Linked DNA regions of Homo sapiens: regions 2 and 3 are each linked to region 1. A link is an interaction called in ENCODE POLR2A ChIA-PET data of the cell type or tissue named here. Cell type or tissue: Caco-2. All regions are shown on one strand. Each heading gives the region's core, and the rest is flanking DNA. Links, peaks and the distances in the headings are about the cores only.

Region 1 (10,762 bases), core at 2,046-7,045:
GAGACAGCAAGACCAATGCTTCTTCTTCCTCATCACCCTCATCAGTGTGAAGACAAGGATGAAGACCTTTATGATGATCCACTTCCACTGAACACATAGTAAATATATTTTCTCTTTCTCGTGATTCTTAATAACGTGTTCTTTTCTCTATTTTACTTTATTGTAAGAATGTAGTGTATAACACATAGAATATACAAACTATGTATTAATTTACTGTTTATGTTATCAGTAAGGCTGCCCATCAACAGTAGGCTATTTGTAGTTACGTTTTTTGTTTTCTTCTTCTTCTTTTTTTTTTTTTTTGAGACAAGAGTCTCACTCTGTTACCTAGGATGGAGTGCAGTGGTGCAATCATGGCTCGCTCCAGCCTTGAATTCCTGGGCTCAAGCAATCCTCCTGCTTCAGCCTCCCAAAGTACTGGGACTATAGGTGTGAGCCACCAGGCCCAGCCAGTAGTTACATTTTCAGGAAATCAAAAATTACATGCAGATTTTCAACTGCCCAAGGGTGTCAGCACCCCAATCCACACATTGTTCAAGAGTCAACTGTATTATCAGATGGTATTGTTGGTAATAACAATAGCTCACATTTATAAACCCCTTCCCATTTGCCAGGCACTATAGATATTGTCTCTGCTCAAACCCCCTCCAAGGGCTTCCCTGTGGCTCAGAGAAAATCAAGATTGTGCACAGTGGCCTACTGAGCTATATAAACAGGCCCTTGGTCTACTGTGACCCATCACTTGCCACTTCACATTCCCTCACTCAGACCCAACACGTGGCCTCTGTTATTTGTTGAATGCCCCATGCAGGCAACCCCAACTGGGGCTACAGCCTTAGGGGATTCTTCCAGTAACCTGTGGGCCCACCTCTCACCTCTGTCAGGCCTCTGCTCAGAAAATAACTCATCACAGAGGCCTTCCCTGACCACCTTCACTTAGCATTGTTTACAGCAGCGGTTGGCATACTTTTTATGTAAAGAGTCAGGCTTTGCAAAACATAAGTCTCTTCTGCAACCACTCAGTTCTGCCATTGTAGTGAAGAAGCATGAAGACAATACATGAATGAATGAGTGAATATGGCTGTGTTCCAGTAAAACCTTATTTATGGATACTGAAATGCCAACTTCATATAATTCATATAATTTCATATATTTTAAATGTGTCATGAAATGTTACTCCTCTTTTGATCTTTTTGACCATTGATACAACACAATTATTCTTAGCTTCTGGCAGTCGACCCTCAAGTCATGACTTGCTGATACCTGTCCACGTAATTCTCTATCTCCTAAACTCCTTTGTTATTTTTTCCATGGCATACATCATTGGTTGATATCGTATCATATCGTATCATATCATACCATATCTCATATCATATCATATCAAATATACTTACTCGATGTTTATTTTCTGTGTCTTCTAAACAAAATTAAACCCCTTATTTTGCTCACTGCTATATTCTTTGCAGCTAGAACAGCACTTAGTATAAAATATGTATTCAAAATTATTTCTGAATAAATAAGTGAATACAAAGGTCAGTTTCCACACCCTGATTTTATTTTATTTAAAAACATACAGTAAGTTGACTGTTTTCTATGCACAACTTAATGGATTTAAACACAGGTATAGATTCATGTAGTCACGATCAAAATCAGGTTACAGAACAGTTCCATCACCCCAAACCCAACCCCAACCCCTGGCATTCACTCTTTCCTATAGTTTTGCCTTTCCTGAGTGTCACAGGAAAGGCTAAGTTGATTCTTACCTATGTAATTGTTGAGACCAACTTCTTGTATCTGACACGGTGCCTTTGAGATCTTGCCAAGTCATGGTGTATGTAAATAGTTCCTTGTCTTTTTATTGCTCAAAAGTTTCCATTGTGTGTGTGTACCACGGTGTGTCTCCCATTTCCCCTGTTGATAGATATTTGAGTTGTTTCCACTTTTTTGCTATTACAAGTAAAATACTATGAACGATTGTGCTTTTTTGGTGGGAACATAAGTTTCATTTCTCTGGGATAAATACACAGGAGTGTGAATGATGGGTTGTATGGTAAATGTATAATTTTATAAAAACAGCCAAAATGTTTTTCGGGGTTATATATATATACCATTTTCATTTCCATCAGTAAAATATGAGAAATTCAGTGTCTTTACTTGCTTGTTAGCACTTGGTATTGTCGATATTCTCTCTCTCTCTCTTTCATATATGTTTGTGTATAATTTCATAATATCTAAATACACATACTCCGGCACTTTTTCACTTACACCCCCAGTGGCCCTCCCTCGTCCAGTCCAACACAGTCAATCCTTGCAACACCCCAAACAGGTTTCCACACGTGACTTACCTACCAGTGAGTGACCCACTCACCAGATTAAAGCCCTCCTTCCAGTAACTCTTAGTTCCTTTCAGGGTTTCTTCTCTCCACCTTCCCATCTTGCTTCCAGCTTCCCTCACTGGTAGAGAATTAAGGACACACTCATATATATGTGTGTGTGTGTGTGTGTGTGTGTGTGTGTGTGTATTTATTTATTTATTTATTTAATATATATATTTAAATTTTGCCAATTCTAGTAGATGGGAGATAGTATCTCACTGGTTTTAATTTGTAGTTCCAGTATGGCTAATGGTGTTGAACAACTTTTCATGTGCTTATTTGCTATCTGTATGTCCTCTTTTGTAAAGCATCTGTTCAGATATTTTGCCGATGCTTAATGATTTTGTTTGTTGTTTCACTTTGAGTTTTGAGAGTTTTTCATATACTCTGGATTCAAGTCCTATGTTAGAGATGTGATTCACAGACACTTTCTGCAGTTGGTAGCCTGTCTGTTGCTTCACTTAACAATTTGTTCATCAAGTTTAACTTTAAAATTTTGATAAGTCCAATCTGTTTTTAAAAAATGGATAATGCTTTTGATGTCTTTTCCCAGATATAAATGTTTTCTCTGATGCCTTCTCCTTGAAATACGTAGTTTTACTTTTCATATCTAGACCATTTGGAGTTAACTTTTGTATAGAGTGTGAGCTTTGGTAGAAGTCTTCTTTTTTTTTTTCATATGCATGCCCATTGTCTCACACCATTTGTTGAAATGACTATCTTTTCCCCCATTGAATTGCCTTTACATCTTTGCCAAAAGACAATTTACTATATTTGTTTGGGTTTATTTCTGGAACCTATTCTGTTCCTTTGATCTATGTGTCTATCCATGTCTATCCATTTGCCAATACTACACTGTTGTCATTACTGTAGCTTGAGTAATTGTGAAATTGGATAGTGTGAGTCCTCTACCATCTTTCCTCATCCAAAATTGTGTTGGCCATTCTAGTTTCCATTGCTTTTCTATATAAATTCTAGAGTTATTTTGTTTCTCTCTCAGACAAATCCTGCTTGGGTTTGATTGGAATTGTGTTAAATCTGTAGATAATTTGGAAAGAATTGGCATCTTACCTAAATTACAGATTCCAAACCACGACATGATATACCACTCTGTATTTAAGGTTTCCTTGAATACTTTAATCGTACACATCCTTTATATGTTCTCCTAGATTTACAGTATACCAGTTCAGTTTTTGGGGAGGGGGGTATTGTAAATGGCATTTTTTTTCTTTAAATTATTGTATCCACTAGTTCTTGCCAGTATAAAGGAATACAATTGACTTCTGTGTGTTTCATACGCTACAACCTTTCTAAATTCACTTATCAGGTCCAGAACTCTTCTACTAACAATGCACTTTTATAAAGCCCTAACACCTCTCCTGATCTCTGTCTCACCCTCCCACCTATCTCACTGTGGGATGGGAAGGAAGTCAATGGAAAACACAGGAGCGCATTCTAATAATAGCCCACATGGTATCCAGTGACACAAATAATAGTGATGGTGACAATAAAATAACAGTAAGAAACACAGAAGGAGCGTTTCCTTGGACAAAGCACTCCAGAAACAACAACAAAAAGGGGCTGCCTTTCCATCTATTCTATGAATCCCAGATGTCTATTTTATCACTGTCTGTTCCTTTTCTGTTCTCCCTGGCAGGGTTTTTACAGCCCCTGCTCTTTTTCTAGATTATGCTGCATCTTCACAGTTTCCCCTAAATGACTCTGAAGAATTATAGACAGTGCTGTCTACAATTATAATAATGGATATGGTGGTCCATTTCCAAGACAAAGTACCTCAGATAGGCTGAGGCCCACAAACTATGGAAGGACAGAATATACTAGGCCCATAGCTGGTGCATGCTTGTCGGGGTCCCCTTAGTTACCCTCTCCCAAACCAGAGTTTAGTCTAGAATGAAAGTTTACTAGCCAGCAAAATAGCTCACTTTATCTATTCTTATCAGCTTGCCTGACTGCCTAGGTCATAAGTCAAATACTTGAAAAGCCCTCGAGCTGGCTTTGATTGCAATGTATTATAGGCTGCAACAAAATGCAGTGAGACAATCCTAAAGAAAACACCTAAAAGCCTCAACCCAGCAACCAATAGGCGACGTCTGGGAAGATCGTGACCCCATCGTACTTAGCCTACGAGGAACCAGGGGAGAGACTTGTGCACTAGGGGATAAATAGCTTGTTGTAACCGTACTGGGTGTGCCTGCCTACCAGACATTCAATCTTGCAAGACCATCATTAAAAGTCTTGCTTCCACTGTTTTCTGTGTCTCTGAGTCCATTCTTTGGGTTTGGACGGGTGCGTTTGTTTCTCATAGTGCAGGTCTGGAGCCGGACTGAGATGGGGAGTAGAGGGACCCCTTGAAACTTCAGGGTGGATGAATATGAAGTTTCATCACCAGCTGTGATGTTTGGTGAGTAGTATGCTCTCAGATAAGTGAGAGCCAAGGAATCTCTTTCAAGTCTCTTTGCCGTGGGCAGAGTTCAAAGAATGACACTCACTCACGGCTTTGAAAGGTTCTAGGGAAGCCTTTACTCTGAGATTTCGAGAGGTCTGAGAAGGTAGCAGTCACTTGGAACAGGTCCAGGAACATCTTACTAAGCTGTTGATGCAGTTTTTTCTTATGCTTTCTGTGGCTTCTCATGCCCCACCCTTTCCAAGAGGCCAGTGCTTCTGGGCACCTCCCTAAATGTGGATAAGTTCATAGCCTACATAAGTCCCTGTATAAAGTCACTGACCCATTTGCACTGCTGCTGTCCCATCAGCTGCTCTGAAGCTCCATGGTGCCCAGAATCTTCGGTAAGGTAACCCTTGCCCCAGGTTGAGCTAATGCCTACTGTTATCCCTAATGTACCTCTGAACCTCAAACTTAATTCTCTCTTCCCTATTTAATTCTTGGTTTCCCACCTCATAATCACCCGTGTCCTCTCTGACTGCATTGCAATCTCTCTTCCCCACCTGCAAATTCCAGAAGCTTAACCCTTTCCAGAGCCCTCCCTGCATTTCCTCACCTGCCAAGCCCAATGCCCAGAACCTGCACACAGAGTCAGTCCCAAAATCTGCTCTGAGCTGTTACAGCAACCAAAGAAACTCAGAGACATCATCTTGTGCCCCATGATCATGATCTGGTGACCCCAGAATCACTGTCATTCTTCTCTCAGCTGATCTTTATTTTTGAACTCCTGGGCTCAGACTCAGAAGGGACCATAGGTGAGAATGGGTGTGGTGAGTGGAGGGAGAAGAAAGGAGGGAGGATTATAGCACTGTGGATAGGGTTGGGGGCTCCCAGAGGTCCCCTGCCAGCTCATCAGCTCTGACTCTTCCAGATATTGGACTGTGGTTGTGCCAGTTGACACTCAGGAGTGGAGACTAGATCTGCAATCTGTTGGGACTGTGATGAGGGGATCATCCTGCCCTCGAACCAGACCCAGCCCTGTAGCCCAGGCACTATTGCCTGGAGTTCCTGGGCTCTCAGCGCCAGGAAATCATGAGGTTCAGTGTCTCAGGCATGAGGACCGACTACCCCAGGAGTGTGCTGGGTAAGTAAGGGCAGCCCAGGCAGTGGACTGAGTTTTGTTGTGTGTATTCCATCAAGATGAGCAATGCCTGCTGTGTTCACTAACTTCTTTTTGGGCAACCATCTCTCTCTCTCCCTCTCTCTCTTCTCTCTCTCTCTCTTCTCTCTCTCTTTCTCTCTCCCTCTCTTTCTCTCTCCCTCTCTTTTCTCTCTCTCCCTTTTCTCTCTCTCTCTCTTTCTCTTTCCCACTCACCCCTCACCCTTTCCACCTCTCCCCCTCTTCCCCTCTCCCCCTCCCCCTCCCCTCCCCATCTCCCTGTGTCCCTCTGTCTCACATCCCCCTCTCTTCTCTTCCCCTCTCCCCTCCCTGTCTTTTCCCTCCTCTCCTTCCTTCTCTTCCTTCCTCTCTCAAGTTGAAGGAAGAGTAGCTCAGTCATCTTCCAGAATTGCTTTTTACCTCCGAGTCACCTGGCTCCATAGCCCCCGACCACCGCATGCCCATTTAGCTGTTCCTCTCTTTCCCCTCTACCCTCACCCTTGGCAACCACCAGTCAGCTTTCTGTCTCTATGGATTTACCTATCTGGGACATTTCATATAAATGGAATCACACCATTTATAAGTGACCTTTCGTGTAACTTTTTTTTTAACTTAATGTTTTCAAGGCATATCCCCATTATAGAATTTATTAGTACTTCATTCCTTTTTACAACTGAATAAATTCAATTGTATCCATGTATCAGCATTCATTTATCCATTCATCTGTTGATGGACACTTGGGCTGTTTCCACCATTTGGCTATTGTGAATAGTGCTGTTACAAACATATGTATACATGTATTTGCTTGAGAACCTGTTTTCAGTTATCTTGGGTGTACACATAGGAGTGGAATTGCTACGCCACATGGTAATTCTGTTTAACTTTTTGAGGAATTGGCAAACTGTTTTCCACAGAGCTGCATCAATTACATTCCCACCAGCAGTGTATGAGGGCTCACATTTCTCTCCAGATTCTTCAACCTTTGTTATTTTCTATTTTCCTGTTTATTACAGTCATCTGGGTGGGTGGGTGTGATATCCTGTGTAGTTTTAATTTGCGTTTCCTTGGTAAATAACAATGCTGAGTGTCTTTTCCATGTGCTTATTGGCCATTTGTATTCCTTTTTGAGAAAAGGTTTATTCAGATTTTTCCATGTTTAAATTGGGTTATTTATTTTATTATTATTTAGTTGTAAGAGTTTTAGAAGATATGCTGGATACTCATCCCTTATCATATATATAATTTGCAAATACTTTCCTCATTATGTGGATTGTGTTCATTTCCTTGATGCTATTGCTTGCAGTGCATAGGTTTTTAATTTTTGATGAAGTCTATTCTTTCTTTTCTCTCTTGTGCTTTTGGTGTAATATCTAAGAAAATATTACCTAACTCGAGGTCATTAAGACTTACTTGTATGTTTTCTGCTAGGAATCTTTTTAAGAAGTTGACAAAGAATAATTGTGTATATTTATGGGGTAAAATATGATGATTTAATGTATGTTTGCCTTGTTAAATGATAAATCAAATTAATTACCATATCTACCACCTAATATACTTATTACTTTTTGTCACTAGAACATTTAAAATATACTCTTCAGCAATTTTGAAATATACAACACACCATTTGTTTTTTTAAGAGGCAGGGTCTCACTCTGATGCCCAGTCTGGAGTGCAGTGGTGTGATCACAGCTCACTGCACCCTCTACCTCTGAGGCTCAAGTGATCCTTCCACCTCAGCTCCCAAGTAGCTGAGACCACAGGCACGCACCACCACACCATGCTAATTTTGTTTTTCATAGAGACGATGTCTCACTGTGTTGCCCAGGCCGGTCTCCAACTTGTAGGCTCAAGCAACCCTCCTCCTTGGCCTCCCAAAGTGCTGGGATTGCAGGTATGAGCCATCACGTCCAGCCCACAATACACTATTATTTATTATAGTCACCGTGCCCTGCAGTGGATCTCTAAAACCTATCTTTCCTGTCTAACTGTAACTTCATATCATTTGCTTATCTCCCTGTTGCCCATCTGCCCACACCAATCCTCTGGTAACTGCCCTTCTCTCTACTTCTATGAGTTCAACTCTTTTAGATTCTACATACAAGTGAGATGGTGTGGTATTTGTCTTTCTGTGGGTTGCTTATTTTACATTTCTGCTAAGAGTTTTATATGTTCGCTCTTGTATTTAGGTCTGTGATACATTTTGAGTTAATCCTTGTGTATGGTATGAGGAAGAGATCCTCTTTCTGCCCACTCTTTTGTGTATGAATATACAGTTTTCCCAGCACCATTTGTTGAAAAATCATTTGTTCCCTTACTTCATAGTCCTAGCACTTTTGTTGAAATTTGATTTCAACAAATCTAAGGGTTTATTTTCTGACTGTTAGTTTTATTCATTGATCTATATGTCTATCCTGTGTGTCAGCTCCTACACTGTCACTATAGCTTTGTGGTAAGCTTTGAAATCATGAAGTATCAATTCTACAATTTTGTTCTTTTTCAAGATCGTTTTAGTTATTCTCGGTCCTTTATGTTTCAATATGAGTTTTAGGATCAACTGATTAATTTCTTCAGAGAAGGCTGGGTCCTGTGGCTCATGCCTGTAATCCCAGCACTTTTGGAGGCCAAGGAAGGTGGATGGCTTGATCTCAGGCGTTAAGAGACCAGCCTGGGCCATATGGTGAGACCACATCTCTACCAAAAAATGCAAAAAATTAGCCAGGCATGCGGTGTGCGTCTGTAGTCCCAGCTACTTGGGAGGCTGAGGTGGGAGGATCACTTAAGCCTGTGAGGCGGAGGTTGCAGTGAGTCATGATCACGCCACTGCACTCCAGCCTGGGTGACAGAGTGACACTTGATCTCACAAAAGTTCTTTGATATGGATTGCATTGATTCTATAGATCAATTTGGGATTTTTGGCACCTGAACAATATTAAGTCTTCCAATTTGCGAACATGGATGTATTTCCATTTATTTACATATTCTTAATTCTTTTCAACAATGTTTTGTTGTTTTTAATGCACAAATCTTGCACCTCTTCTGTTCAATTTATTCATAAGTATTTTATTCTCTTTGGTACGTGGAATTATATTCCTAATTTCATATTTAGATGGTTTTTTACTAGTGTATACAATTGCTTTTTATATGTTGATCTCTTTTATCTTACAATCCTGTTGAATTTTTCTATTAGTCTTTAGGTCATAGTAGCTTCCTTAGGTTTTTTTTTTTTTTTCTTTTTCTTTTTTGAGACAGAATCTCACTCTATCATGCAGGGTGGCGTGCAGTGGTGTGATCATAGCTCAATGCAGCTTCGAACTCCTGGGCTCAAGTAATCCTCCTGCCTCAGCTTCCTGAGCAGCTAGAACTACAGGCATGTGCCACCATCCCTGGCTAATTTTTTTATGTTTTTATTTTTATACAGATGGGGTCTCGCTATGTTGACCAAGCTGGTTTCAAACTTCTGACCTCAAGTGATCCTCCCCACTTGGTCTCCCAAAATGCTGGGATTACAGGAGTGAGCCACTGTGCCTAGTCCTTAGGATTTTTAACATACAAAATCATGTCATTTGCAAATAGAAATCATTTTACTTTATCTTTCTCAGTCTAAATTCATTTTATCTTCTTGCCTAACTTTCATGGCTTGAACCGCCAATGCTATCTTGAATAGAGTGGTAAGAGTGGATATACTTGTCTTGTCCCTGATATTAGGGGGAAAGTATTCAATCTTTCACAATTAAGTATGATGTTAGCTATGAGTTTATTGTAGATGCTCTTTAACAGGTTGAGGAAACTCTCTTCTATTCCTAGTTTGTTCTTTGTATTTTATCATGAAAGAGTGTAGATTTTGTCAAATGCTCTTTCAGTATCATTTGAGAGAATTACGTGTCTCCCTCCTATAGTCTAGTAAGGTGGTGTATTATATTAATTGATTTTCATATGTTGAACCAACTTTGCATCCGTGGGATAAATCCACTTGGTCATGGCGTATCGTTCTTTATATATGCTGCTGGATTTGGTTTGCTATGTTTTGTTGAGGATTTTTGAACTTATATTCATAAGAGATGTTGGTCTGTAGTTTTTTTTCCTTGTGATGTCTTTGTCTGGTTTCGGTATCAGGGTAATACAGGCCTCAGAATAGACTGGAAAGTTGTGTTTGGTTTTTTTGAAAAGTTTGTGAATGATTGGTATTAAGCCTTCTTTAATTGTTTTGTAAAATTCACCATCTGGGTCTGGATGGGCATTTCCCGTGTATGGGTATTCCCCTTTCTCTGCATCCTTGCCAGCATCTGTTATTTCTTGTCTTTTTGATAAAAGCCATTTTAACTGAGATGAGGTATCTTATTGTGGTTTTGATTTGCATTTCCCTAATGTAAGTAATGTTGAACATTTTTTCATATACTTTTTTCATATACTTGAGTGTTTGTATGTCTTCTTTTGAGAACTAGGTATTCAGATCTTTTGCCCCTTTTAAAATCAGATTCTTTATTTTTCCCAGCAATACAATTATGTACATATTGTTTTATGCCATTACTTTTAAGACCAGTTAAGAGAAGAAAGGATAAGAAATAAGCAATTATACTGTTTTAATAAGTAGTTACAAGTTATATAATTGCTTATATAATTACACAATTCTATTTTATTAGTGCTCTCCAGAGGGTGCAGCCTTGGGCATGAGTGCTGGATCGCTAACTACTCCAGATAATTATGGTTTTAGCTGGGTTCTTTTTTTGGGGTAGCTTTTGCCTTTTTATTACAAATTATATATGTGTATATATATATATATATATATATTTTTTTTACTTTAAGTTCTGGGATTCATGTGCTGAA
Region 2 (10,762 bases), core at 3,508-8,507, 63 kb after region 1:
TGCCTCCCGGATTCAAGCGCTTCTCCTGCCTCAGCCTCCCAAGTAGCTGGGATTACAGGTACCTGCCACCACACTCAGGTATTTTTTTTTTTTTTTGTAGTTTTAGTATAGACGGGATTTTGCCATGTTGGCCATGCTGTTCTCAAACTCCTGACCTCAGGTGATCCACCTGCCTTGGCCTCCCAAAGTGCTGGGATTACAGGCGTGAGCCACCGTGCCCAGCATGAAATAAATTTTATAACCTGAATAGGACCCGGTAATATAGGAGTTAAGAAGAAATTATTTTAGGCAGATAGTGAAGGTAAGAAAGTCCTTGGTAAGGTTTTTCTTTTAATGAAAAGCACCCTCCAAATCATATACTTTTCCAACAAACAGCAGCCATTAAAATCAAGCCACAGACATAGAAAGGCAGGCTAGAAGCTTCCACAGGTGAATGCCAGCATTTGTGCCAATAGGAAAAGGCTACCTGGGACTAGGCATTTTCAAAATGGCAGCTCCATCTTCCCTTTTCCTTTCCAACCACATGCACAGTAGAAAGCAGATAACATGGCATCCACCAAGTGGAAAGTCCATTTGCATAATAAGATTAGGGTGGGGTGGTCAGCTTCTTCCAGCACTATGTAAATGTCACAGCTGATCCAACCAATCTGTGGGCCCTATGGAAATCAGATACCACCTCTTCAAACCCGTCTATAAAATCCAGTGCACTCTGCTGTAGGCTGGAAGTCCCATTCAGGTGCTGAGAGAGAGAGAGAGAGCTGTTCTTCTTTCTCTCTCTTTTGCCTATTAAACCCCTGCTCCTAAACCCACTTCTTGTGTCCATGTACTCGATTTTCTTGGTTTGAGACAATGAACCTTGTGTATTTACCCCAGATGATGACGCCACATTACCAGTGTCAGCACTCCCCAAGAAGAAGGATTGAGGCTTGGTCCAGTGTGAAGCAAGTGGGCCGTTAAACACGTGGCTTTGGCTAGTTTTTGAGCATGGGGCTATGGTGAGGGTTGCTGCCTGTGGGCTGGGGCTTGAGTGGTTTGAACGTCCTTCTGCTGCCAAGACAGAAAGCACATGGTGTGCCCAGATGTGCATTGGAGGTGACTGAGGAAGGGCTGGGAAGCTGACAATATCCAAAAATCTAATGTTGTTGTCATACAGGGAGATAAACAGGGCTACTAGAAAATAGCTTATCTGACCCTTTGAGAAAATGTAGAGAGAAGAGTCCAACCCAGGGCTGTTTGACCACAAAGTCTCAGGATTGCTGAGAGAGGGACTCTTGCATCCACAGAGCCCTGGCCCTGCCCCACTGCCCTCCCTCGAACCCAGCTTCTGACACCCCCTGCCCCGTCATCATCACCCACTGCTGTTTTCTCTACCCAGCCTGACTCAGCTGCCCTGACAGATGGGGACCAAGGCCAAGGAGGGCCAGCTGGGCTCCTCTCTTCCAAGAGATGGCAACTCCAGCCCTGCCCTCAGGAATGTGCTTTTCTCCCTGGCACTGGCTGCTCTCCAGGCCTAAATTCAACCCTGTTTTTAGCACAGAAAACCAGGCCAAATGCCACACCCAGTCTCAGCATACGAAGCACCTAGAACTGACACTGTGAGCTCTGAACTCTTTGTGTGTGTGGGGCGGGGTGAGGGGGAGCAACATGCCCGGACAGGTAGTCAGTGATTTTTAAGAAAGATGGAGGCGAGCTTATACCCAGAGGATTTTTCCTTCCAGTGTTTAGTAACTGTTTGGCTGTGACTTGCTAGGAAGCACTCATATTACATCAGTCCAAAAGAAAGTTTAATTGAACACTGATGAATAAGACACTGTGCCATGCACACTCTTCTATTTCTTTTGATTCTAGTTGAATGTATAAGATACCCATGTTGATGAATAAATTGATTCACAACCTGAGAGTGTCACAATCCCCATGTTGGAGATCACTGCTCTACCCTGCAGCTTCAGGAGAGGGGAGGCCAGAAGGCAGAATGAGAAATGGGGTCGGGGGTGTGAGTGCTTATCTCATCCACCCATGACAGCGAGTGGGCCTGCAGGACTCTGGAAATTGCATGAGAATTTCTGCTCCATCAGCTTCCTGCCTGGTCTCATGCTCCCATCTCAATCCTCTCACCCACCCTCCTCCCAGCAGAAGGACACACGGATTTTCCTGAATCACAATCTGATCACTTCTATCCCCTGCTTAAGACCTGTCTGTAGCTTGAGTACACTGAGAAGAACAGTTCTCACCAAGGCTCATAAGGGGAGGTGGACAGGGGAAGCGATGGGGATGGTGGGAGCTTCCCTGGCCTTCCTGGACACCCCATCCTCTCAGCACCTCCACATGTTCAGCAACTGGGAAGTTCAACTCTAGTTTTTCAAGAGTTTTTATAAAGTTTGGTCCTTATCTCCTCGCCATTGCCACTTTTCTTGGAAGTTGGTGGGTGATACTGAAAGTTTCTACCCTCTAATCCTCAAATCTTTTGGTCTTTGTGATGACTGGCATGATACTGAGGCTACCTGGGGACCCTTCCCTAATTCACATTTTTTTTTTTTGAGAGGGAGTCTCACTCTGTCACCCAGGCTGAAGTGCAGTGGCATGATCTCAGCTCACTGCAACCTCCGCCTCCCAGGTTCAAGCAATTCTTCTGCTTCAGCCTCCCGAGTAGCTGGGATTACAAGCGCCCACCAGCATGCCCAGCTAATTTTTGTATTTTTCGTAGAGACGGGGTTTCGTCATGTTGGCCAGGCTGTTCTCAAACTCCTGACCTCAGATGATCCACCCGCCTCGGCCTCCCAAAGTGTTGGGATTACAGGTGTGAGCCACCGCACCTGGCCCCTAAATCACATTTTTAGCATGAACTCAGCTGGTGTGATCTGAAAGAGTCTCATCTGGAAGAACAAAAGACATTCCTATCACTCAGGAAATTCCAAGTTTAGCTTCATGGTAGGAACAAGAGTCAAAGAACAAACATTTTCATGTTATAGCACACCCAGTAAGCCATGGGTTCATCAGATTGGACTCTCTTTGCTCTGCCAAATTGGCAGCATTTGTGAGTTACCAATCCCAAGGGAGGACTCCCACTGCAGGGAGGATGGCAAAGGTCACCACTGCGCTAACCACCCGGAATAGGGGTCTGAACACTTCAGCCACCGCATCTTGGGCTGCACTCTGACTACACTGAGCGTGGTGAACAGAACACCCACAGCCACAGCCAGTTCGACAAAGCAGGTTAATTACTTACAGACAGGCAGCGAGGGACAGCGGAAGCCTAGGCTGCATGACTGTTCATCTCTCTGTACGACAAGAACATTCAATTTTTGGATATTGTCAGCTTCCCAGCCCTTCCTCAGTCACATCCAGTGCACATCTGGGCATACCATGTGCTTTCTGTCTTGGCAGCAGAAGGACATTCAAACTGGTCTCCCGGGGCTCAGGAGCACTGCCCAGGGCAGATAGAGTCTCCCATGCCTGCCCCACTTGCACCACAGCTGAGGACTCAGCAGTGAGCTCTGGGTTTTAGATGTGGTGGACACGCCCTGGGCTAGTGTGGCAGGACACCCCCTCTAGGAGGGATGGGAATGAGGCCAGGGCTGTCCTGGGCAGTTTCTCTTTAGCTCAAGGTGTTGCATTCTCTCGGAGGAATAGAAACCAAGCTTGGGCACTTTCAGGCAGTTCCTCCTTACTCAGGATGGTGCATTCTTATATAATTTGGCTCTGTCTTGCCACACAAATCTCATCTCACATTGTAATCCCCATGTGTCAGGGGAAGGATCTGGTAGGTGATTGGATCATGGGGGCAGTTTTTTCCATGCTGTTCTCCTGATAGTGGGGGAGTTCTCAGGAGATCTGATGGTTTAAAAGTGTGTAGAAGTTCCCGGCTCGCTCTCTTTCTCTCCTGCCACCATGGAAGGCGTGCCTTGCTTTTCCTTCACCCTCCAGCATGATTGTACATTTCCTGAGGCCACCTTGGCGTGCAGAACTATGAGTCAATTAAACCTCTTTCCTTTATAAATTACCCAGTCTCAGGTAGTTTTTTTTAGCAGTGTGAAAATGGACTAATACACATTTCTACTGTATTCTACAGTGATTCTGGGAACTGTGGGCAAGAAGAGAGGCGGGAAAGCCAGAGCCATCCAATGCTTGTCTTCTGGTGCCCTCCTCCAGGAAGCCATTCCTGGTGCCCTGGGCGCTGCTCCCAGCCTTGCTCACCCTGGGTCATCACCGTTTTTGGAGGGGTCTGTGTCCTCCCCAGACTATAAGACCCAGAAAAGCAGGGCCTGGAGCTAAGTCACAGTCGTGTCCCCAGCATCCACTGACACAGAGTAAGTGCATAGTGTGTGCTAAATGAATGAAAGAAAAGTGAAAGCATGATGAAAGCCCTGTGTTCAGGGTGTGTCTCACTCAACCTGTCTGTCCTGTCATGGTGACTTGGTGAGAATTGTTGCCTGAAGGTCTTTAAAGCTCTCTCCCTTCCAGGGCTTCCGCATGGAGCTGCTTCTCAGCTGTGCCCTATGGGGTCAGATGCACTGGGGAAGAACTAAGGCTCTTCTCCACAGCCCACCTTTTGTCCCCTTAGCCCTCCCAACATAGGACACACCATGTCCAGGGCTGCAGGAGCCCAGGCTGTCAACAGCATCAGCATCCTGCTAGAAGAGGGTAGGGATGGCTGGTACTCAGAAGAGCCTTCTAGATTCCTAAGTTTATTAATCCTTTCACTGCAACTACTAAGAAAAATAGGTGTGACATTATTACTGGGTTACACACAGTCACACACACACACAAAAAGCGAAAGCAAAAATTGTCAAGAATATGTCAGCTTCCCTCAGGGGAGTGGCTTCTTCAACTTTGATCCCAAATGACTTATTTCAGAGGAAACCTCTCCCCTCTCCTCAGAACAAACACATTCACACAGGAAGGGATTAAATTCCTGCAAAGAAGAAGAAGGAAAACCTTCCACTGGTCCTTTGGTCTTAACTATCCTGGGCCATAATGTATTTGAGAGTCCAGTAATGACTGTGGATTTTTTTGCTCAAAATATCACAGATGATTGCCAAACATTGTGAAATGCCATTGAATTGCACACTTGAAAACACACACATACACATGAAAACTTAAGTAAACGCATATACTTAATTGTGGGGGCTGCAGGGGGGGAGCGGAAAGAAACATCCAGACATCTGGTGGTAAATATTCTGCTCTGGTTCAGCTAAAAATAAAGCCCTTTATCAGTTTGGTCACTGGAAGGACTTGTTCCCTTCTTGTTGATGATCAGAAACCTTAGCAGGAACTAATTCTCAAGTGTCTGCCTTAACAGAAAAGCCACAAAGAAACATGGTAAGAGCGTGGCAGATAACATCCACGGTGCTATCGGGAGGTGACAGGTGACTGACCTCAGCCTTGGTGTTCAAGAAGATTCCAGAAGGTGGGTGACATTTAAGGGAAAAATGAAAAATGAAGAGGGATGGGAGAATTGGAGGCAGAAGCCAGAGAGACATTGTGGTTCTTCCAAGGAACTGTGCTAAGTCGAGGGCAGTGAGAGCCAGGGAAGGTGTATTAATCAGGGTTCTCTAGAGGGACACAATTAATAGGGTTCTTTAGAGGGACACAATTTATATATATATATGAGTTTATTAAGTAGTATTAACTCACACAATCACAAGGTCCCACAATAGGCCATCTGCAAGCTGAGGAGCAAGGAAGCCAGTCCATGTCCCAAAGCTGAAGAACGTGGAGTCTGATGTTCGAGGGAAGGAAGCATCCAGCACGGGAGAAAGACGTAGGCTGGAAGCTAAGCCAGTCTAGCCTTTTCACGTTTTTCTTCCTGCTTTATATTCTGGCTCTGCTGGCAGCTGATTAGACAGTGTCCACCCACGTTAAGGGTGGGTCTGCCTTTCCCAGCCCACTAATGCAAAAGTTAATCTCCTTTGGCAACACCCCTACAGACACACCCAGGATCAATACTTTGCATCCTTCAATCCAATCAAGTTGACACTCAGTACTAACCATCACAGAGGGTGTGCATGATGTGGAGGTGGACACTTGGCATCCAGCCAACTTCTTCAGGACTTTCTGGTCTGCAGAGGCTGGAAGCTTCACACTTTCCTTCCCAGAGGGCCTTGCAGGTGGGGTTCTGGATACATTTGAATCTCTGGTAGCACAGTCATTGTGTCTCTGGGTGTATCCACAGTAACATCTCACATCCAAGCAATAGCTCTGAATGGCTGAAAGGCTGTTCCAGACACAGAAATGGCACCTGAATCTTGAGTCTCAGCTCAGCAGATTGTTCTAGCTTCATTCCTGGTTGGCAAACCCTGGGGCCTCTCCTCCAGCCTCTCCTATGACATGGAGGCTCTTAATTCACTGGTCTGCATCATACGAAGGATCCTGCCAGAGCAGGGATTAGGCTTTGGTCAACAGAAGCCACCTTGCAGGGAGCTTCTGAAATCCCAACATAGTGTTTGGAGAAAATGACTCACACAGACTCCTCCTTGTCAGCCAGCAGCGGACAGGCCTCTGGCCTGGGGAAACCCGGCCTTCCTTCTACATACCTGACATACCTGCACACCTGAAATTCCACCTCATTCCTGCCTGTTTCCTAGCAGGGCTTCCCTGAGGGCAGATGGAAAGGCCACTCCAAATCTGCCAGGAGGGAGATTCCTTCTATTTTTTCCTGGCATAAAAGGGCAAGCAGTGGGGGAGCTGCTGACAGCTGGAAATGCCAACGTCCTCCGGGGTTTCACATTCCGGGTTTCACATTCCAGAAGCCAAGATCTGCCAGCCCTGCCTGTTCTCTCACCCCGCTTCCTGGATCCAAGCAAGACACGGGCTGAGGTACTGCTGCTGGTCAGTGACGCAGGCCAGGCAAGAACCCAGGTCTCCTGACCTCTCACCCATGGGCTTCCCAACTCCCCAGGCCTGGTCTCTCTGAGAAAGGAAGACAGGCCCTGTTCACAGACACTCCTGAATGATACCCAGGTTCTCGGGCCAGGCTGGCAGATTTTGGTTCCTGGAATGTGAAACCTCTGAGGACTTGGCATTTCCTGCTGTCAGCAGCTTCCCTACTTCTATTGTACAATAGTATAATATGATCGAATGATAGAATGATATTCTACCATTACGTGGAATACACACAGTTCCAATAAGAGTGTCATAAACAATCTAGCACAGCATTCTGGTTAGGGCACACTGTCCCATTTCTTAATCCATTTTTTTTTTCAATTAAAAAATAACATTGCTTATGCCCAACTGATGGTTTTCCATGTTATCAGCACGTCCTAATCTGTGTCCTGGAAAACAACACTCTACCCCACAGCAACAAGGCATGGAGGCCAATGGAGAAGACAGGGAGATGGTGCTGGAAGCAGGGTCTGCTCTTCCCCTGGGGAAGGTGCGTGCTGAGCACTCTGGTATTTATCATGAGATCATTTCTGCTGCAGCCTCTTCCCTTGTCGCCTGCCTCCAGAGAGAAGCCCCTGTCCATGCTCCCCAGAAAGATACAGGATCTTCCACACACACAGATCTGACCACATACATCCCCTGCTGGGAATAACCCTGGGGAGAATGGCTTGTCCATACCAGGTGTGGCCTGTGAACTCACAAACTGAGGAAATCCTGCAGAAGCTGGGAGGGGCCCACAGAACTGACCCAAGACAGCTTCTTCCCCTCTGTTTTTTCGTCCTGACCCCAAGATGGCTCTTCTGTGGGGAAATCACACACCCGACCCTCTGAAAAAGCACGTTAAGGAAAAATGTCCTTGAAAATCTCAGGAGGGCTGTGGAATTTCTCCACCACCAGAACTTCACAGTGACAATGACACCAAACACAAGAACGACAATAACCAAAATCAGGAGTTTTATTCTCCTACCTTCTCTCTCTCTCTCTCTCTCTCTCCTCTCACTGTCATGAACGTCACGAAGACACTGACTTTGCATTTTCTACTCAGCACTGCATCACCAGTGTCTGACACAAAGCCTGGGACATGTGGGCTTCCAAGTGGACCTCTCCTGGATAAATGACCATTAATGAAACAGAGAAGGAGTTGAAGAGCCCCCAGAGGAGTGTGAGTCCCAGGGGTCCCGCCAGCTCCACTCCCACCTTCCAAACCTGTGAAAGTCAGGTGCCTGAGTCGCACAGTCTCTCCCACCCGAATGCCATGAGCTGCAGGTGAGTGAGCAGTTACTGCATCCTGGGCCATGGGCTTGGGTTGTGAAGTTAGGACCTGATTAGAGGATGTCAGGGGTTAGCAATGTACCAAGGAAAGTGGAGAAAGTCATAGCTCAATGGGATCCTGTGGAATCACTGTGTGGCTGTGTGAGTGGGGGAGGGCGGTAACTATAGGAGCATGCTGCACCTTCCTGTTTGCCAAAGAGGGGGCATGTAGGACACAGAAGCGGAGGGTGCACCACTTCTCCCTGGGTTCTCAAAGTGTCTGAGATCAAATCTACTATGACACATACCCTGCCTGGCTCCTTTACTGCCCAGCGACCCAGCCTGTCTCTGCAGGAGGGCCAGACATGCCGTGACATCACCAGCTCCTCTAGGAATATGGGATACAAGGAGTGGCTGAGATCGGCTGATCACCAGCTCACTCCGCTGCAGCCGCCCCAGAGCAATGGCTCCCCGAAGCCGTGTTCTGGGTAAGGAGGGGAGGACCCCATTCCCAACCGAACCCATCTCCCATCTCAGCCACCACCAGGGCTCGCTCCCCACCCCAAACTCCCTGTTCCCTCATTCTTGTTCCCATGCCCAGCCAAATCTCCAGGCGTGAATTGCTCACAGCAATTCCCCATCCACAGCGCCCGGGTCAGCCCCATCCACAGCCCTGTTTCAGTTTCTGAACTGCCCAAAGCCATACCGAGCCCTGGTTCCACCCAATCTTCTTCTAAATGTCAGTGCCAGTCGTATCTGTGGCTGTCCACTCACCCCATCTTCCCCTTCCCTCTCCCACAGCTGTCTTGGCCGCTTTCTGTTTGTGACTCTCCCTGCCTCCACTCCCCCCACCACCCCATGAAATGATCTCATTTGGTCATTTAAACGGAAAACTAAAAAGTTTTAAGTGACTCTAGGAGAGCAGGAGAGAGGCAGGTCTCCCAGCTCAGACCCCGCCCCGGGACGGCCCCACGGAAGATGCACATCTGGATGTAGGCGCTCAAGGCACCGCGCGTGCGCCGAGTGGCCTTGCTCAGCTCCGTCCTTCTGAAACCCGGAATCCTCATGTGTCTGGGTCCCGCCCCATCCTGGCCTCCTACACCACTGGTCCAGATCCTCCACCTTCCCCCAACGCGAGGTATTGACATCAAAGCATCACCTCATCTGGCACAAGAATCTGAAACACAGACCGCACCTTACACCAACGTAGTGAATCCCTCCTTGGACCTGAGTTCAACAAGCCCAGAGTCGGGGCTCTGGGTTCCCGCCCAAATGCCACGCATGCACACAGATGGCACCTGGCGTCTCCTCAAAGGGACAGGAATCCCGGGCTTCCCAGAATCACCAGGTCGATTTAAATGGCATCAGATGAACTGGAAAAGAATGAAAGTGCTATTGCCTAAAGTGATGAAATTTTCAGAGGATGTATCGGTCCTGTCTGGTGGACAGACGGCCACCAGAGGGAATGAACCAGTCTTCTCTGAACATCCATGAGGATGAAGAACAGTCACTGAGGTGACGGTACCAAGTCACCGGCCACCTCCCAGGGATCCTCTCATCCGGTCCTCACAGCAGCGCTGCATGGTCGGACCTCATCACCCACATTCCACCAAGAGGAAGCTGAAGCCCAGGGCCTTCATCCACTCATGTCCTCCAGACCCCTGGCACCCATCCTGGGCCCCACCCCATCATCCAGGCCTTGGGCCTTCGACCTGGGGAGAGTCCCTGTCTCCTCCATGAGCCGTCCAGGGCCTGAAGAGGTATCCAATAAACAAGAAAGCAGAACACAAAGAGCTGTGATGGAGTGGATCTTATGTAGTAAGAATAAAATTATTTTGAGAAATTACTGGGTCATGTATTTACCCACAGAAAAACAGAAGCAAACACACGCGTGCGCGCACACACACACACACACACCACACAGGCTGTCACGTGTCCTCAGCACAAAGTGCCTTGAGAAAGGCCATTGCTGGCCCCACACTTATCCTGACTGTGATCTTGCTGTGATCAGCACATCCCATCAGTGTGGCAACAGGTGTGGCCAGAGTGGGAACCAGGCCTTTTCTTCAGATTTGCTCTTTGTTCCTGAATAGCCACCGTCAGAACAGACACCCTCCTAGGAGTCACTTGATTAAAAATTTCCTTTTGGATATTTAGGTTGATGTTTTATCCATCGGTTAAAGTATAAATGTATATTTATTATAAAAGTGTAATTATGGCTCTAATTAATGATTATGGTGAATTTTACTAACTATAGCTATGAAAATATTCCAATAGATAAAAACAGTGCTAAAAATGTACAGTTAATCCAAGAGTGGTAACTTTAAGTCTTGTAATTTTTGATCTAATAAATCTTCATAAAATATACATGATCATGAAGTACATCAGTAGAATTAATCCTAATATTTACAGCAATACTTGGCGTGCTGTCTCTCATAAAAAATAACATTAATAGTAAAAAAAAAAAGAAGAAATCGGCCAGGCACGGTGGCTCACGCCTGTAATACCAGAACTTTGGGAGGCCGAGGCAGGCAGATCACAAGGTCAGGACATCGAGACCATCCTGGCTAACACGGCAAAACCCCGTCTCTACTAAAAATACAAAAAATTAGCCCAGCGTGGTGGCGGG
Region 3 (10,762 bases), core at 1,974-6,973, 58 kb before region 1:
GATCTTACAAGAACTTATCACCAAGGGATGGCACTAAGCCATTCATGAGGGATATGTCCCCATGATACAAGCACTTCCCACTGGTGCCCCCTCCAACACTGGGTATTACATTTCAACATGAGATTTGGTGGGAATACAAAGATCCAGACCATATCATTCCACCCCTGTCTCCACATCTCGTGTCCTTTTCACGTTGCAAAATACAACCATGCCTTCCCAACAGTCCTGAAAAGTCTTTACTCATTCCGGCATCAACTCAGTCAAAAGTCTCAAGTCTCATCTGGACATGAATTCCTTCCACCTATGAGCCCGTAAAATCAAAACAAGTTATTTACTGCCAACATACCATGGGAGTACAGCTATTGGGTCGCTCTCCAAAAGGGAGAAGTTGACCAAAAGAAAGGGGCTACAGGCCCCAATGCAAGTTTGAAACCCAGCAGGGCAGTCATTAAAACTTAAAGCTCCTGCAGTGAGCCGAGATTGCGCCACTGCACTCCAGCCTGGGCAACAGAGTGAGACTCCAGCTCAAAAAAAAAGGAAAACAAAAAACACCAAAAGAAAACAAAACAAAACAAAAAAACTTAAAGCTCCAAAATAGTCTCTCTTGACTCCAGACTGTAGTGTTGGGTGCATGTGTATTTCATATAGTTAAGTCTTCTTGTTGAATCTGACCCTCTATCATTATGTAATGCCCTTCTTTTTCCTTTTTGATCATTATTGGTTTAAAGTCTGTTTTGTCTAGAATAAGAATAGCAACCCCTGCTCTTTTTTGTTCTCTGTTTGCTTGATAGATCTTTCTCCATCCCTTTACTTTGAGCCATTTAATTTGAGATGGGTCTCTTGAATACAGTATACAGTTGGGTCTTGCTTCTTTATCTAACATGCTCCTCTGTCTTTTAAGTGGGGCATTTAGCCTGTTTACATTCAAGTTTAATATTGATATGTGAGGGTTTGATCCTGTCATCATGTTGTTAGCTGGTTGTTATGTAGACCTGATTGTATAGTTGCTTTATAGTGACAGTGGGCCATATACTTAAGTGTGTTTTTGTGGTGGCTGGTAATGGCGTTTTGTTTCCATGTTTAACACTCCCTTAAGGAACTCTTGTAAGGCAGGTCTGGCAGTAATGAAGTCCCTTAGCATTTGCTTGTATGAAAAGGATTTTCTTTTCTCCTTTGCATTTTTGTTCTTTGCAACAACAAAGAAACCATACAGGAACATTGGTTGCCTTCTGGGACACCAACAATTCAAATATTTTATTGCTTTAATAGTGCTTCATATTTCATGTAGGCTCCACTCATTCTTTTAAATTATTTTTTCTTTGTTTTTGTCTGACTAGGTTACTTCAAAAGACCCATCTTTAAGTTCTGGGATTCTTTCTTCTGCTTGATATGGTCTATTTTTGAAGCCTTTGAGTGTATTTTCTATTTCATTCAATGGATTCTTCAGTTCTAGAATTTATCTTTGGTTCTCTTTAATGATACCTATCTCTTTGGTGATAAATTTCTCATTCATAGCCCGAATTGTTTTTCTAATATTGTTGGTTTTTTTGTATTGTATGTCATTGAGAACAACTCACTTCTTTAATAACAACATATTGAATTTTTTCTGGGATTTCATAAATTCCTTTTTTTTCTTGTTTTTTGGAGATGGAGTCTCGCTCTGTCTCCCAGGTTGGAGTGCAGTGGTATTCCACTGTCCACTCCAATCTCCTTCTCCTGTGTTCAAGAAATTCTTGTATGTCAGCCTCCTGAGTACCTGGAATTACAGGTGCGCACCACCATGCCTGGCTAATTTTTGTATTTTTAGTAGAGACAGGGTTCCACCATGTTGGCCAGGCTCATCTCAAGCTCCTGACCTCAAGTGATCTGCCTACTTCGGCCTCCCAAAGTGCTGGGATTACAGGCATTCGCCACCACACCTGACCTCATAAATTCCTTTTTGATTGGGATCTGTTGCTAGTGAATTATTGTGTTCCTTTGGATATTTCCTTACTTTTTCATGTTTCTTGTGTTCTTACGTTGATATCTGCACATCTGGTGTAAGAGTGGCTTCTTCCAATTTTTTGAATTTGCTCTCATGGGGAGGATTTTTTTCCTGAAGTTGTATCTATGATGTTGGTTGGGTAGGGAATTTTGGCTTTGATTGTGGGTACATGCAGTAGTGTAGTCTCTGTGTGATTTATTTTGGCTATAAACAGCATCAGTGGTGTCTTTCATTTTCTCAGTGGCTTAGGGTGCAATTGTTAGTGAAGGCTATTATGAAGTTTTGCTGGAGACTGGGATGCCAGGTAGGCCAGGTTTTGGGCCACGGTGGCAGTAGTGGGCTGAATGTGCCTGTCTTTGGGCCCCAGGGTGGCATACACTGGCATCAGTGTTAGCAGGTCCAGGCAGGCCAATCGTTGGTCCTCCAGGTCGCTTGATCAGGTATTGAGAATAGCAGTGGTATTTGGATGGGTGGACAGGTTCTTGGGCCCTGGGCATAAGTAGCATGGGCAATGGCAGTAGCAGTGATGGGACAATCCTCTGAGACCCAAGCAGTCTGTGCTGATGTTGGTGGTAGCTGGGGTGCACTAGGCAGGCCATTCCTCAGGCTCACAGGTGGCACCTGCAGGTGGGTGCTGGCTGTGGTGGTAGTGGCAGGCTGGTTGGGCCTAACCTCAGATGTTAAGAGAAGTGTTCAGGTGCTATCAGTAGTAGACCAGGTTGCGTGATCTGCAGGCCCCTTTGATGGGTGCTCAGGTACTGGGGAGGTGGAGCTGTGCCAGGCAGACCTGTTCTCAGGCCCCCAGATGATGTATGTAGGCACTGGCTCTGGTAATCAGGGATAGGGTGATCCTCAGGCTGCCAGTGGAATGCTCAGTTGAGGGCAGCAGGAGCTGCACTGCGGCCATGCTACTGGGAACAGTGAGACTGCTTTTAGTGGGAGCAGCGTTAGGCAGGTGGCTGGGGCATGTGTGCTTTGCCTGTGCCTCAACCCTGCAGTAGCCTGCAAGTGGCAGCAGGCAGTGGAATTTGTCCTTGGGGCATGAGAAAATGCATGACTGCCCCTCTACTGATGGGAAAGGGTTGCTGTCATCAGTTTCCACTTTGGTCCTGGCAGTGGGTGGGGAATGTCAGTTGGGCTCCAGGGATATCGGGATGTGAGGGCTGTTTGGCCCAGGGAAGGATGCAGTCTAGTGGAGGTGGAGCTCATACAATGGTGCCTTGATGCAGCTGATTAGGACTTAGGAGTTTGTGGGACTCCATCTCATTGGAGCAATGCCATAGTGCAGTCTCCAGACAGCTCCCTATGTTAGTCTCAGGACCTGTGAGGGCTGAGGGGCTCTCCTGTGGCTAGGACTGTAGGAATCTGTGGTAGAAATGTGGACCACTGGGGGTCTCTCACCATTCGCCCAGTTGATTCTGGCTCGGCAGGCCACTTCACTTTTCTCTCCTTCCTTGCTTTTGGTGCCTCCCATTACTTCTCTGTTGAATTCTAATGTCCTCTTTCAGATGATCTATTTGAAGTGTCATTATCTATGGACTATTTTGTTTCCTCTCCATAAAAGAGGCAAGTACCCAGTGCATCTAGTCAGCTGTGTTAAAGTCTTTCCTTTATTCTGTGTCTTTTGATTGGATAATTTGATCCATTTACATTGTTTATTATTTAAGATAAGGGCTTTTTTTCTGTACTAACTAATGAACCCATATGTTTAATTGTCAGACTTTATTCAGCACCACTGAGTCTCAATATCAAAACAACTAAAATTTAAGACACAACCTTCAATTGTAACATATATATTTACACTTCGTGTTCATTATATTGTTGAATGGTGCCATCATTCATCTACTTGGCTAACTGCTAACCAGAAATTAAAACTCTTCCATTCAGCTTCTTGTCATTGATTTACAAAGATTTATTGAACACTTTCTATATATTAAGAGCTTAATTGTGCACTAGAAATATAAAAATAACAAGATAATATCTGTTCTGGAGTTGAGGCATTTGGGTGACAATAAATGAAGTTACAAAACAATGTGAGAAGAGGCGATGAGAATACAAAGATAAAGACATATCTAGAGCTCTTCTGGAGTGATCATGTCATTTGAGACCTCACAGATGAAGTAATATCATAGCCTACTGTTGTATGTTGATTGGGGTTTGAGAAGATTGAAAAACAAAACAAAACAAGGATGTCCCAGACAGAGGAAATAATCAGCAAAGCTATAAAGGATTGAAATAGGAAAAGGAAGTCATTCTATGAACATGACTGGGTTAAAGGCGCTAATGTAGACTCTGGTAGATCTTAAAAGTTATTTATAGGTAAGGACTTTCTACTGCTATTTTGTTTATTGTTTTATAGATCCTTTGTTTCTTTCTTCCTGTCTTACTGTTCCTTTGTGGTTAAGTGATTCTCTCTAGCAGTATATTTTGATTCCTTACTTTTTATTTTTGTGTTTTTATCTACTATAGGTTTTTGGTTTGTAGTTACCAAAAAAAACTTTATAGTTACAAGAAAACCTTATAGTTATCATATGTTATTTTAAGCTGATAACAACTTTGATAACAAAAAAGCCCACCTCTACACTTTTACTGCTCTGCACCTTGTATTTTGAATTTTGATGTAATCATTTACATCTTTTTATGTCGCATATCTCTTAACAAATTATTGTGATTATTTTTAATAGTTTTTAAACCTTCATGTGAAATACATGTGATTTATACACCACTGTTACAGTATAATTCTAAATTTGACTGTATACTTACTTTTACCAGTGAATTTTGTACTTTCAGATGTTTTTGTGTTACTCATTAGCATTTTTTTCTTTCAGCTTGAAAAACTCCCTTTAGCATTTTTTGTAAGATGGCTCTGGTGGAGGTAAACTCCCCCAGCACTTGTTTGTCTGAGCAAGTCTTATCTCTCCTTCATTTCTGAAGAAGATCCTTTTAGGGTATAGTATTCTTGGTGGTAGGTTTTTTTTTTTCCCTTCTGCACTTTGAACTCTCTCAGGTCTGTAAAGTTTCCGAGAAGTCTGCTGGTGAGCATATTGAAACTCCCTTATATGTTATTTGCTTCTTTTTTCTTGTTGCTTTCAGGATCCTATCTTTGTCTTTGATTTTTGGCAGTTTACTTATAATATGGCTTGGGGTAATCTTATTTGGATTGAATCTGGCTAGAGTCCTTTGACCTTCTTGTACCTGGATATTTACATCTTTCTCCAGGTTTGGAAAACTTTCTGCTATTATTTGTTTAAATAAGCTTTCTACCTCTTGGTCTCCCTCTTTAATTCCAGTGACCCAAACATTTGCTCTTCTGATGCTGTCTCATAAATCCCATAAGCTTTCTTCATTTCTTTTTATTATTTTTTTCTTTTTTCCCCTCTGATGGTACATTTTCAAATAACTTGTCTTCAAGTTCACAGATTCTTTTTTCTACTTGATTAGTTCTGCTGTTTAGACTCTGTATTGCATGTAAAATTTTGTTCATTGTATTTTTCAGCTCTGGGATTTCTGTTTGAGTTTTTTAAAATTATTTCAGTCTTTGCTAAATTTCTTATTCTAGCCACTTACTGTTTTCCTCATTTCTTTGAATTGTTTCTCTGTATTTTCTTTAAGTTTGCTGAGCTTCCTTTAAAAAGTTATTTTGAATTGTTTAGTAAGGAGTTCATATTTATCCATCTCTTTATTGTTAGTCACTGGTGCTTTATTTTGTCTCCCCGCTAATGTCATATTTCTCTGATTGTTCTTGATCTTGTGGCCACACGTCAACATCTGCATATTTTAAGAAGTAGGTACTTATTTCCAGTCTTTGTAAACTGGCTTTGTCTGGGAACGCCCTTCAACAATAAGCCTGTCTAGATAGCCTGGACAGACTGGTGTGATCTCTGTGCCACTGTGGCCATTACAACTCTAGAGGGTGACCTATGCTGGTACGTGATGACAAGCACGTTGCCCGGCTGGAATCTCATGGCTTCTGAGGCTGGCACAGAGCTGGCATATGCCTGAAGCCTGTGGCTGCTGGTGCCTGCCTACTGCCAAGATTTGTCTGTAGCCCAGGGCCCAGGCTAGCAGTGATGCAAACTGTGGATTGAGCTGGCCTTGCAGGGGCTGTGGGTTCCCATCTGGTTCCCGGGCAGCTCTGGAAGCTTAGTCCATAGGTACTGATATGGGTTGAGCGGTTGCAGGGGTCTGCCTAATGCAGGGTTTTACTGTGGAAGATCCAGTATTAGGGTCCAAGGCAAAATTTTGTTTACTTTCCTCTCTTTCCACCAAGCAGACAGTATGTATCTCTCTCTGTGCTATGCTGCCTGGGGTTGAGTGAAGGGTAATTTGGGTGACATAAAATTGTTCTTCCTACTCTCTTCAATGCATCTTTTCTTATTATGCTATAACTAGGTACTGTGATCTCTCACCTGGTTTCCTTAGCTCTTTTGAAGGTATTTTTGTGCATGAATCATTCAAATTGATGTTTCCGTGTGGGCAATGATTACTAGAGAGTCCTAATGCACCATCTTGCTCTGCCCTTCTTCCCAAATGCCTGTAGCCTCATAGAAAAACATTTGTAAGAAGTAGATATCTAGGGAAGGATTCCACTGAGAAGTGGTCCACATTTATGTTTTTAAACAGCACGTTTTAGTGTGAGGAGGCCATTAAGTGGGGATATTTATGAAAGAATATAGGCAAACTGTTACTTAGAATGTCTTCAGTTCTGTAAGGTGCTTGGCATGTAAGGTGCTTGGCCTACATATTTCTTTCAAATTAGTACACAGTCAAAAACTTTAATCAGTATACAAATTATTCTGTTAGAAGAGACACTTGTGTTTTCCATGTTTGTGTTTCTCCTTAGGAGTTGTATTTCTGTTGCTGAGATAACCTATTGTTATATCCTAGTTTATTTATAATATGTTTTGTAAGAAAGACTGATGTCATTCATTGTAGGTGTAAAACAGGCTTACCATGAAATGAAAGCCTTTGTTCAACTTAGAGTCCTAATGTTTCTGATTTCTTACTCTTGTTGCTGATATACAGAAGCAGCTACAAGAGCTGAAAGATGACTGTGCACTTAATGTCTTTAGTTGAAAGAATTATTTAGCTAAAGAAACACAGTCATTAGCTATGGAATTTGAGAGCCTCAACAGTTTCAATGACAAATACAAAAGCATTTTTAAAAAATGAACTCAAACAGCATGATAAATTTTTATATAAAAATAAAGTTTCAATTTATTTTTTAATGCCTTTCTGAATTACTGGTTAAACTAAAATCTATAAAAATGCAATGCATTAAGTGTATATACCATAATCAAAAGTTTGAAGTGTCACATTTCTTCTATAATGGGGAGAAATTAATCACATTTGGTAAACATTTTTTACGTTCAAACCTGGATTTCAAGATAAGTTAAATAATTACTTTCATTCACTGTCAAGGCTCTTTCTTGATTCACATTTTGAGGTTGTTTCTTTTCTTAATGCAATACTAACTTTGTGTTGTTGTTTGTTAGAGATTGGGGTCTTGTTCTGTCACCTAGGCTGGCCTGCAGTGGTGTGGTGATGGCTCACTGCACCCTCAAACTCCTGGGCTCAAGCGATTCTTCTGCCTCAGTCCCCTGAGTATCTGGGACTACAGGCACACAGCACCACTCCTGGCTAATTAAAAAAAATTTTTTTTTTTTGGCCAGCCACAGTGGCTCACACCTGTAATCCCAGCACGTTGGGAGGCTGAGACAGGTGGATCACTTGAGGTTGGGAGTTTGAGACCAGTCTGGTCAACATGGTAAAACCCTGCCTGTACCAAAAAATACAAAAATTAGCTGGGCTTGGTGATGTGCGCTGGTAGTCCCAGCTACTCAGGAGGCTAAGGTGGGAGAATCACTTGAACCTGAGCGGCTGAGGCTGCAGTGAGCTGAGATTGCACCACTGTACTCTAGTACTCCAGCCTGGGTGACAGAGTGAGACCCTGTCTCAAAAAAAAAATTTTTTTTTTTTGTAGAGATGGGATCTCACTGTGTTGCCTAGGCTTGTCTTGAACTCCTGGCCTCAAGTTATCCTCCTGCCTCAGCCTCCCAAAGTGCCAGGATTACAGGTGTGAGCCATCATGCCTGTCTGTAATACCTAATTTTTGACCATTTATTGAAATTGTTATTTTATCAGATAATCTAAGTTATAATGTAGTTGATCTTTTAAAAGGGCATACTGTCTCTCTAAGTAGAAATGGCTCCAAAATGTTTTTGGGAAGTTTGATACTTTTATATACAAGGTAGCCTTAACCAGAAAAGTGACAATTTAAAATTGACAAAATGATATTTTTAAGACTTCAAAATGATAAATAATTTTTAACTATTAAAGTTCGCCTCAAGCTAATAAACTTAAGTCTGTAAGGAAATTAAAATTAAATATTAGTTTAATAACAACTAAATATTTAGTAGAAGTTGCCTCTCTTTATTGGTGATTTATTTTTAATTATAAAATTTTTGAAGATCTTTGCTTAAAGACCTTGATATTTGAAATAGTTGGACACTTGATGAGGAAATTGCCTTTATGATTATGAAAATCTCAGCTTTATAAAATGCATCTGTTAATAAAGATAATTTCTCTAATGGTGATCAAAATATAAAACTTAAGACATTAATATCTCACTGGAAGTGTATATGGGTTTCTGAGTAATTAAAACATTCATAAGCAGAATAAAATGCATTCTCAGAAAACTAGAAATATCAGGGACCTTGCTTAACTTTGTAAAAGACATCTACAAAAATCCTACAGCTAATGTCATATTTAATGGTAAAGATGGAATGTTTTCCTCCTAAGGTCGGGAACAAGGCAAGGGAGTCTATTTTCACTACTTCTATTCATCTTTGTCCTGGAAGTCCTAGCTAGTGTAATGAGGCAAAAACGCATGCAGATTGGAAAATAAGTGATGAACTGTCTATTTACAGACATTATTGCCGATGTAGAAAATCCCAAGGAGTCTATAAAGAATTCATAGGACAAATAAATTAGGTTAGCAAGTTCACAGACTACCAAGTCAATTAATATAAAATAATAAAATGTATTTCTGTAGACTATAAACAATAGTCTATGGCACAATTCAAATTTGAATTGTTCACTGTCTGTCTGTTTGAACAATTCAAATTTGAAATTAAAAGCAATTTAAAATTGTATCAAAAATTAAATATCTAGGCCTGAATCAAACAAAATATGTGTGGATCTGTATGCATGAAAGTTAAAAAACTGATGACATAAAGATCTAAATAAAAGGAGAGATATACTGTAGCCATGGACTGGAAGACTCATTGTTAGATGTCAGTATTCTTCACCTTGATATGTACATTCAAAGCAAACTTAACAGCCTTGGAGGATTTTTTTTTTTTTTTTTTTTTGCCAGGGGTAGGGGGTCAGTATTGTAAAGCTGATTCTAAAATGTGTAAGGAAAGGCCAAAGAACTAGAATAGCTAAGACAATTTTGTAAAAGAAGAGCAAAGTTTAGGGACCTGATTCTGAGGCTTTTTATAAAGGTGTAGTAATCAAGACAGTATCTTATTGGTGAATGGAAGAACATATAGATTGATGGAATGTAATGGAATATCCAGAAATAGACCCACACAAAAATGGCCAATTGAGTTTTACTTTTTATCAAAAGTAAGAAAACTTATTTTGCAGAGGGGTTGGTTTTAAAAAAATATTTAGATTGATTTTATTGGATAAGCAATGTATGAATATATATGTCCTATTCAAAATGATAGAAGTCTATAGAGCTGAAAGTGAAAGTCTCCATTACCTCACCCCAATCTGTTTTTGTTGTGCTGTAATTTTGTTTTTTTCTTTTTCTTTTTTTTTTGTGTGTTTTTAAATTTTATTGTATTTTAAGTTCTGGGATACATGTTCAGGACATGCAGGTTTGTCACACAGGTAAACGTGTGCCATGGTGGTTTGCTGCACCTATCAACCCATCACCTAGTATTAAGCCCTGCATGCGTTAGCTATTTATCCTGATGCTTTCCCCTCCCCTGCCCCCACTGACAGGCCCCAGTGTGTGTTGTTCCCCTCTCTGTGTCCATGTGTTCTAATTGTTCAGCTCTCACTTACAAGTGAGAACATGCAGTATTTGGTTTTCTGTTCCTGTGTTAGTTTGCTGAGGATAATGGCTTCCAGCTTCATCTATGTCCCTGCAAAGGACATGATCTCATTCCTTTTTATGGCTACATAGTATTCCATGGTGTATATGTGCCATGTTTTCTTTGTCTAGTCTATCGTTGATGGGCATTTGGGCTGATTCCATGTCTTTGCTATTGTGAGTAGTGCTGCAGTAAACATACATGTGCATGTATCTTTATAATAGAATGATTTATATTCCTTTGTGTATATACCCAGTAATGGGAATGCTGGGTCAAATGGTATTTCTGGTTCTTGATCCTTGAGGAATTGCCACTGTTTTCTACAATGGTTGAACTAATTTACATTCCCACCAACAGTATAAAAGCATTCCTGTTTCTCCACAGCCTTGCCAGCAACTGTTGTTTCTTGACTTTTTAAATAATCACCATTCTGACTGGCATGAGATAGTATCTTGTTGTGATTTTGATTTGCATTTCTCTAATGATCAGTGATGTTGAGCTTTTTTCCATATGTTTGTGTGTCACATAAATGTCTTCTTTTGAGAAGTGTCTGTTTATATCCTTTGCCTACTTTTTGATGGGTTGTTTTTTTTTCTTGTAAATTTGTTTAAGTTCCTTGTAGATTCTAGATACTAGACCTTTGTCAGATGGATAGATTGCAAAAACATTC

Evidence for each region. Peaks named below come from ENCODE experiments on the same cell type or tissue, not always from the same donor. Only the 100,000 strongest peaks of a DNase experiment are listed, where the experiment ranks them.
Region 2: POLR2A ChIA-PET joins it to region 1 with 5 read pairs; 4 of 35 experiments call an interaction of 5 or more read pairs at or near these places.
Region 3: POLR2A ChIA-PET joins it to region 1 with 5 read pairs; 3 of 35 experiments call an interaction of 5 or more read pairs at or near these places.

Annotation. Positions count from the first base shown.
Region 1 is chr19:46,143,115-46,153,876 of GRCh38, forward strand. It overlaps IGFL2 (IGF like family member 2), which reads left to right and starts at 5,124. Exons shown (of 4, transcript NM_001135113.2): 1 at 5,124-5,183. The coding sequence starts at 5,165. In Caco-2, for the core only: no CTCF peak of the experiment used is centred there; DNase peaks (open chromatin) are centred at 4,457 and 4,927; H3K4me3 peaks cover 704 bases.
Region 2 is chr19:46,204,863-46,215,624 of GRCh38, forward strand. It overlaps LOC93429 (a long non-coding RNA gene), which reads left to right and starts at 5,380. Exons shown (of 6, transcript NR_027003.1): 1 at 5,380-5,407; 2 at 6,747-6,816; 3 at 7,254-7,372; 4 at 7,928-8,148; 5 at 8,467-8,621; 6 at 8,935-9,976. It also overlaps a transcript of IGFL2 not described here. RefSeq lists a silencer at 6,410-6,704 and an enhancer at 6,525-7,403. In Caco-2, for the core only: no CTCF peak of the experiment used is centred there; DNase peaks (open chromatin) are centred at 4,419 and 6,519.
Region 3 is chr19:46,084,699-46,095,460 of GRCh38, forward strand. It overlaps a transcript of IGFL2 not described here. Among named protein-coding and RNA genes, the nearest start is that of IGFL3, 35 kb to the right of the region's middle. In Caco-2, for the core only: no CTCF peak of the experiment used is centred there; no DNase peak of the experiment used is centred there.